Linked DNA regions of Homo sapiens: region 1 is linked to region 2. Evidence: read pairs that join two places in POLR2A ChIA-PET (ENCODE). Cell type or tissue: PC-9. All regions are shown on one strand.

The links. ChIA-PET counts read pairs that join two places held together with the same protein. Peaks named below come from ENCODE experiments on the same cell type or tissue, not always from the same donor. Only the 100,000 strongest peaks of a DNase experiment are listed, where the experiment ranks them.
Region 1: POLR2A ChIA-PET joins it to region 2 with 12 read pairs; 3 of 35 experiments call an interaction of 5 or more read pairs at or near these places.

What each region holds. Positions count from the first base shown.
Region 1 is chr9:133,871,932-133,875,931 of GRCh38, reverse strand. All of the region lies in intron 2 of VAV2 (vav guanine nucleotide exchange factor 2), which reads left to right. Among named protein-coding and RNA genes, the nearest start is that of VAV2, 120 kb to the left of the region's middle. RefSeq lists enhancers at 785-1,984, 2,981-3,481, 3,482-3,982. In PC-9, no CTCF peak of the experiment used is centred here; DNase peaks (open chromatin) are centred at 1,421, 1,511 and 2,331; H3K4me3 peaks cover 1,037 bases; H3K27ac peaks cover 3,987 bases.
Region 2 is chr9:133,791,280-133,795,279 of GRCh38, reverse strand. It overlaps VAV2 (vav guanine nucleotide exchange factor 2), which reads left to right. Exons shown (of 30, transcript NM_001134398.2): 13 at 3,411-3,497. Among named protein-coding and RNA genes, the nearest start is that of SARDH, 55 kb to the right of the region's middle. RefSeq lists an enhancer at 2,212-2,261. In PC-9, CTCF peaks have their summits at 1,943 and 2,142 (motif pointing left); no DNase peak of the experiment used is centred here.

The DNA.
Region 1 (4,000 bases), 81 kb before region 2:
CCCGCAGTTGGGTGAGGCCCGAGGGCACGGGAGGCGTCTGCTATACTCGGCTGCCGACTCAGATGCTGGTCTCCTCTGGAAATGCTGCCCAGCCACTCCGGAGGTAATGTCCTACCTGCCCTCTGGGTACCCCTTAGCCCAGGCAGGATGGTGCCGTAGCATTAGCCACATTAGCCATCACAAACGTCAATTCATTCTATAGCCTCTTGTGCTAGAGGGGACTGGAGCGGGGGCCTCGCGTGTGTTCCTGCGGTGTTTCTCAGCAGGTCCTGGCGCAGGGCAGTTGGTAGCTGAGCTTTTGAAGGGACTGGCAGGGTCAGTCCTGCCGTGCGCTGCAGTGCCGGGCAGTCTGTGCCTCCAAGGGGATCGCCTGTTTCTTTGCTACTTTATCATAGGCCTGCGCCTCCTCCAGGCAGCCCTCACTTCGAGCTGCTCAGACTCTCTGACTACAATTCTGGGTTGCCCAGAGCCTGCCTTTTGTCTGTGGGGCCCCCTCTGCCTGCTCAGGGCCTGCCCTCTGCCTGATGAGCTCCTTAGCCGGCAGAAGGGTGGCCTGTTCCCATCAGCTGTGGATAGCTCCCCGGGGCTGTGGCGCTGGGCTGTGTGGTGGGGGCAGTTGGCTCTGTGAAGCCAGGCCAGGCAGTGGCTGGGGACTGGGTCTGGCCTTGGCACGGAGGGTTCGGCACTCGGCTCTGGCCCTGTGAACCCGGGTTCCCAGCCCACCCTGAGTGACCTCCTGAGCCCCGGCTTGCACACACGTGACCTGAGCGTGGTGAGAGTTCAGAGCTTGGGGGCAGTGAAAGAAACGCAGGTGATCCCGTGAAGCGCTCAGTCTGGGGTCTGCAGCGGGAGAGCCTGTGATTCTGTTTTTATGGTGACCGTCCTCATTCCCACCCTTGTTCTTTCTGGGGCTGCTCTGCCCCGACTGGCTATGGGGCCTTGGATGAGACGCACCCATTTCTAGACCCGTCTTCTCTGTGTGTAAGGTGAGGGTTCTGGACGCATGTTTCCCCCAAGGCCTCTTGCAGCTCGGACCATGCACAGCGCCTGGCTCCATGAGGCCTCCACGCCCCACTTCCTGCCTGGACAGTCTGCAGTTGTGGGCTGGGGAGGGAGATGGATCCTAGGGTCCCACATGGGAATCTGCCTGTGTAGACGCCTGTGTTCCAGCCCCTTGGTTCACTGTCTCCACCTCTGGGAAGAGGGAAGGGTCCAAGGAAGAAGCAGCGCAGGAGGTTCTTGGAGGGGGCAAGACATCTGTGTAGAGAGTGGGGTGGTGTGGGGGAGGCCAGAACCCCTCCCTCCTGCCCTTGAGGTGCTGTTCCCATAACCCCACCTTGGCCTCAAGGTCTGGGCGGGTACCTTGAGCTTCCTGTGGGATTCTTGTACCTTGGAGGCAGTGACTCACGCGCTAGGCAGCAGATCTGTGTCATGGTCTCCGGCCTTGCCTCTGATTAAAGAGGGACTGATGCGGCTCGTCTGCAGCCTGGGTCTGGGATGCCTCCCACACTGGAACCCACCTTTATCCCCGCTTTTTCCTGGTGGACAGGGGAGGGAGGCGCCATCTGTGCCTGGCTCCTGCAGCCACAGCAGCGCTGAGTGATGCCCAGGAGGGGCTGGGGAGTGTCTCTGGGAATGAGAGAGCAGCATTCGCAGACAGTGAGTGGCCCAGCCTGCCCAGCCAGTCTTGCTGGGACAGGTTTACTGGCCTTGCAGGCTGCAGGCCCCCACTCAGAAACCTTGCTTTCATGCCTGGAGGCTGTGGTTTGTCCCTCAGCTTCAAATCCAGGATGGATAGCCGGCCCTCCAGGGCAGGGCGGCGTGGAGAGCCGGGCTCTGCTGCCAGAGGCACCAGCTGTCTGCCCCAGCCCCGGTGACTCCTCCTCAGAAAGGGGAGAGCCACAGAACCATCTCGTGGGGGGTTTTGAGGGAATAAAATGAAATAAACCTGGGAAAGATCTGGCAGGCAGGAGGCCTAGACGGTGGTTAGCTGTCCTGGAGGACGCCGTGTCTGGGAGAGACGAGCCTCAGGCTCCAAACAGGAACCCCTCGTTCTAGGCTGGGCCCTGCCTGGAAGTTGCTGGGTGGGCTTGTGAAGCTCTTGCATCTTCCCAGCTGGGTTTTAGGTTTCCCATCTCAAAATTGGAGAATTTGGACCAGATGGCTGCTAAGCTGCTTCCATGAAGGACGGGAAATTCCCCCCAACAGCCCCTGACCCCCGACTGATTCCTGTAGAGTTTCCTGGTGGGGAGCAGCTGCCGCCTGATGCAGCTGCCTCATGCAGCTTGCCCAGCCCTGGGACACAGGGCTTCCGTGCTGGCATTAGGAACAGTGGGCAGTCAGTGTTCAGGGGACCTGAGGCTATTGGTCCAGGCGTTTCCCAGGGCAGTGCCGCTCCTGTCTTGGGTGCTGATTGCTTTCACAGGCAGCGTCTGCCCGGAGCACTGTGCAGAGACAGCTGCAGAGGCCAGTGTCTTCAGCAGGGGCATGGTGACCAGCTAGTGACTCCACCGTGAGCACAGTGGGACTGGGAGTGTGGCAGGACGCCCTTTGCCATCTGTATGTCTTGCGGTTTCCTTATTCCACACACAGGGAAACCGAGGCCCAGAGAGGAGTGGCTGAGATCGTCCGTGGCAGGCTTAGGACTTGATCCCAGCTCTGGCGTAATGTCCTGGTCTGAGCCTCTGTACTGTTTTGCTCAGGATCTCAGATTAAATTGCAGCTTCCCTCACATGCCCAGCACAGAGCAGGCACTCAGCTAACATGTGAGCCCAGTTGCTGTTGTGTGTTTTCCTGTCTTCCTTCCTCCCTCCCCCACCCCCCCGCCCCCTCCCTCTGTCGCCCAGGCTGGAGTGCAGTGGCTCAAGCTTGGCTCACTGCAACCTCCGCCTCCTGGGTTCAAGCAATTCTTCTGCCCCAGCCTCCCAAGTAGCTGAGATTACAGGTGCACACCACCACACCTGGCTAATTTTTGTATTTTTAGTAGAGATGGGGTTTCACCACGTTGCCCAGGCTGGTCTAGAACTTCTAGCTTCAAGTGATCTGCCTGCCTCTGCCTCCCAGAGTGCTAGGATTACAGGCGTGAGCCACCCCCTTGTGTGCTTTTCTGTCCACCCATCTGCCCCGCTTCTTGAGCGGTAGACTCTGTCTTAGTCAAGAAGCTCCCAGAGCCCCATGGTTGGAGTGGCCGCCTGGAGAGGACGTGCTGCCCCGGATACTCCACCAGCTTACGCCTCCTCCTGTGCTCCAGGAGGCCACCTGGGCCCACTTCTCCCTTCCAGCCTCTTCTCTCCCCGGGTCCCAAGGTGCACAAAGCGACTCTGACCCCCGGGGCTTCCCTGCCAGCCTTCCTGCCTCTGCTCCAGGCTTTGGGTTTCCTCTGGAGGTGTCGGGAACTGGGCCTAGGACCCCGACCCTTCAAGCCGAGGAGAGGCTGTGCCCCCACATGCTGGTTGGGGCAGCTGGGCCAGTGTAGCTGACTGCAGTGGGGAAAAGACGGTGCGCGGAGTGAGGACGCCATCAGCCCTTTTCCTCTAGCCTGGCCACACCATGGCAGAGAAGAGGGGGAAGTTAGACTCGCAGTCACCCACCCAGCACAGCCATGGAAACATGGAGGACGTGGGTGCTGGGAGCCGAGCATGCAGGGAGGAAGCCAGGGCTTGCAGTTTTCTTTGGGGCTGGCCCCTGCCCCTGCCCCTTTCTTCTCTTCCCTCTTGGGGTCGGCCAGGTCACTGACGCCCTGGTTCACATACGATCAGTCTCCCCACATCCCTGGCCCTGGCCAGTGTCCCGTTCACAGCTATGCCATCTCTGGGGGCTTCTCAGCCACCCCCTTGAGGAGCTCACAAGGATTTTCAGGTCTGCCCTCTGTGCCAGTGCCTGAGAGTCCTGGATGTGATTCCAGCTGGGAGAACCTTCCAGACTAGAATCCCAACATTTCATTCCCAGTGGGGCAGACACTCAGAGGAAGGGTGGAGCGATGACCCCATGGAGCCAGGGT
Region 2 (4,000 bases):
TGCCTGGGGAGCTCCTTCGCTCCTGGCTGTTTCGAGGGCCCCCAGCCAGCCATGCCTCCCTCTCTCCCCTTGTCCGGGTGAGCTCAGCTCATGCCACTCCCTTGCTCAGAAACCTTCCGTGGCTCCCTCTGCCCATGAAGCAGGCATGGGCTCCTCACTCTGGCACTCCCGGCCTTCTGCAGGATACTTGCCCCTGATGTCGCAGCTGTGTTCAGCACAGTTCCAGGCAGGTTTGATCCCTCCCAGGCTCCTGCACGTGCCCTGCACTTCCCCGGCTCCGGGTGTTGGCTCAGGTGCACCCTCCTCCTCGTCACCTGGCCACGTCCTGCTCATCCTGCCTTCACTGTGGACAGAACGTTTTCCAGGGAGGATCGCCCCCCACTGGGTTCTGTCCTCAGGGAACTGGCTTCCTCGTGGGTGGCACTCTTCCTCCTGGACACACTTGTTCGTGCCATCTCCTTCCCAGCCAGGCATGTGTCAGCCATAGTCACCTGTGTCCCCAGGCCAGGCACAGCACCTGGCATGTGGTAGGTCCCCTCCAGCTGCATCTGGGTGGAGGGATGACGACCCCCCCCACATCTCCCTCGTCGGGAGCACAGGACACCTCTGCCAGCCCCCCTCAGGGCTGCAGTCCTGCCCTCTGACACCTGGCCCCTGCCCTCTGGGCAGCCCCCCTGGGCTTTGGGCCCCCTTTTCCTTTCCCAGGTACCTCATTTAAGGAGCTCCCTCTGGGTGGGGGAGGGGCTGTAATCTGTCTCTGTCTATAGCTGCTGTTGGGCTGGGACGGGAGTGGGGCCAGTGCTTGGCCGCCGGTGCTAAGAGGTTCTCTGAGCAGGGCTTGTGCTCGGGGAGAAATTTACTCCAAATCCTGTGGGCACTCGTGTGTGGGCACGGGAGGTGGTCCCAGAGACCTTCAGATTCCCGCTCGGCTGCACTGGGCAGCGAGCACCCTGAGGAATGCTCCAGGAAAGCCTCCTGCCATGACGGGCTGACAGAACTTTCTCGGTGTCAGCTCTGCAGCCCCCAAGCCGCCCCTCTCCAACACCTGCTCTGGCCTGTCTGCTGTGAGCCACGGTGTGTGAGCCAGCGTGGATGCGTCCTCGGGGGCTCTGAGACAGTGACAGCAGGTGCAGTGGGCCGTGCACCCGGGCCCTGAGTGTGGTCTTGCGTTTCATACTCTCAGCACTCGGTGTCTGGCTGGCGAGTGGCTCTGAGCCCCTCGACGGGATGGTTTCCCAGGAGTGTAGCTCACGGTGCTGCACAAAGTACTCGGTGACTTGCGGGTGTGCGTCTGCCTTTCTGAGAGCCACCGAACCTCATCATGAAACTTCAGGGCTGGGGGGATTTTAGAAGTCTTTTGATCCATTCCCAATTTATATAGGAAGTCATTCATGCAGCCACTATGGGAGTCGTCGCTGTACCTGGGCTTGATTTCCCCTAGGGACTGAGGGCTCACTCCTTGTACGGCAGCGTCTTTGAGAATCAGCCCCCGTGCCGCTGTGGGCCTGAGGTTTGTCTCCAAGGGAATTGCGGTTTTAGGTCCAAGCTCCATGAGCTGACTGCAGTCCTGCCTCTGTATCAAAGTACAGACATTTCCCTCACCTGCTCATTCATTCGGGCAACTTCCATCTGTTCCTATTTCATGCCAGGCATTGGGCCAGGTGCACGCAGGGGCCGCGGTGGTCACAGTTGTAATGTTTCTGCCTTTGGGAGGGGGGTGGTCCTGAGCTCCAGACTTGCTACTGGGGTCCTTGTCTCTGGGAATTTATTCCTTATTTTAAAGGCAAGTGGACAACGACAAGAAAACGGAACACCCCTTTCAGACAGCGTGCTGCAGCCTCCCCAGGAAGTTCCCTCCTGCGGGGTGGGTGGGGAGCCAATGGTGAGGTCTTCTAGGAACGAGGAAGGGCGGGAGGGATGGGAACCTGCTGAAGACCTGGCTCTGGCTCTGGCTCTGGCCCTGGCTGGTCACTTGCATTTTGGGGAATTCCACCCGCTGCTCTCGGGGGGCAGGGCCAGGACCGCCCACGTGGCCGGCTCCCTTGGGTTCCGCTGTGGGCCAGGTCTGGACACTGCGTTTTCTGGACTGAAGTGGGCACTGCTCTCTGGTGGCCAGCACGAGGATTGCAGCACGGCAGGCAGGCGCCGGAGTGGGGGTGGCCAGACCCGTGGAGAGAGGGACTTCCTGACCCCTCATTCTGTCCAGGCTCCAAGGGGAGGCTGTGGCTTAGAGAGGCTGGGGAGGGGGAAGCTTCCCAAGAACAGGGACATAGGTCAGCCCAAGTCTAGGTGGCTCTTATGTGGCCTGATGTGGCTCCCACACACAGGGCTGCTTCCCTCTATTAGGATGTTTAAGAGGGACCACGTGATGGGGTAGAAAGAAGTGGCACCAGCCAGGAGTTTGGGGCTCTTGGCATCATCACTGACGAGGTGTGGCTCTCGGTCAGTGTGTTCCCTTTCCTGCCTCAGTTTCCTCATCTGTCATGCAGAGGTGATGTTTTTCAGCCCTCCTGTCTCGAGGGCGGCCTCCCCGGCAGGATGGAGGAAGAAGGTCCAGAAACGCCCGGTGCCTGGATGCTGGGTGGGGGGTGGGGGGGGGGGTCCCTTGGGGGCTGAGCTCCTGCATGTATGTGCGTGCATGCACACACACGCTCACACACACACACCCTGCACAGCACAGCTTGCTCACACACACAACCACACAGTCAGACACACCCCACCCGGCACAACCTGCTCACATACACACACACAATAACACACACCCAATCACACGCACCCCACTCAGCATAACCTGCTCACACAATCACACACACAATCACACACACCCTACCCAGTACAGCCCACTCAGACACACATGTTCTCACACAATCACTCATACACATACACACCACAGCACAGCCCGCTCACACACACACACACATGCACCCCACCCAGCACAGCTCACTCACACATACACACAATCACACACACATACCCCACCCAGCACAGCTCGCTCACATACCACACACCCCACCCAGTACAGCCCGCTTATACACACAGTCACACACACCCCAACCAGCACAACCAGCTCACACACACAGTCACACACACCCCACCCAGTACAGCCCGCTTACACACACACAGTCACACACACCCCACCCAGCACAACCCGCTCACACACACCCCACACAGTACAGCCCGCTCACACACACATGCTGTCTCACACACACACACCACAGCACAGTCCGCTCACACATGCTCACACACACACACCCCACCCAGCACAGCTCATTCACACACAGTCACACACCCCCCACCCAGCACAGCCCGCTCACATGCACACACACCCCACCCAGTACAGCCTGCTTACACACACAGTCACACACACCCCACCCAGCACAGCCCGCTCACCTCTGCCTCTTGTTTTCAAGGACTTGGCGATGTACATCAATGAAGTTAAACGGGACAAGGAGACCTTGAGGAAAATCAGCGAATTTCAGAGTTCTATAGAAAATTTGGTGAGTGAGACTGACTCTTCAGGCTAGGGAAGGTCGATGAGGACGTACCTATAAAGTCACGTTCACAGCCCCAGTATTGAGTGAGCTCCATGGGCAGCCACACCATGGCTGCCTGTTGAGAGGCTGGTGCCCGGCAACTTCTGAGTTTGATCTCAGACCCCCAGCATCCACGCTTCCTTGCCCACGACAGCCAACCCAAGTGCCCTGTGCACTGAAGACTGCCTGTGCTCGGGGGGAGGGGGACGGGGAGGGGAGGGGACAGGGGAGGGACTGTATTCATTGCCCAGCCCCCCTTCTCCCCCAAGCCTAGACAGAAGACCCCTTCAAGTCCAAGAGGAGAACTGTGTCTCCCAGGGGCAGGAGACGCCCCCTGGTTCGTGGACCCCTGGCCCACCCTCACCTTGACTCTCCCCTCCAGGGGCAATGGACAGGGTTTGGGCCCAGGCTCGGTGGGGCCGGCAGTCGCCTCTGCTCCTCGGACCCCATCAGGCAGGGCTGCCACC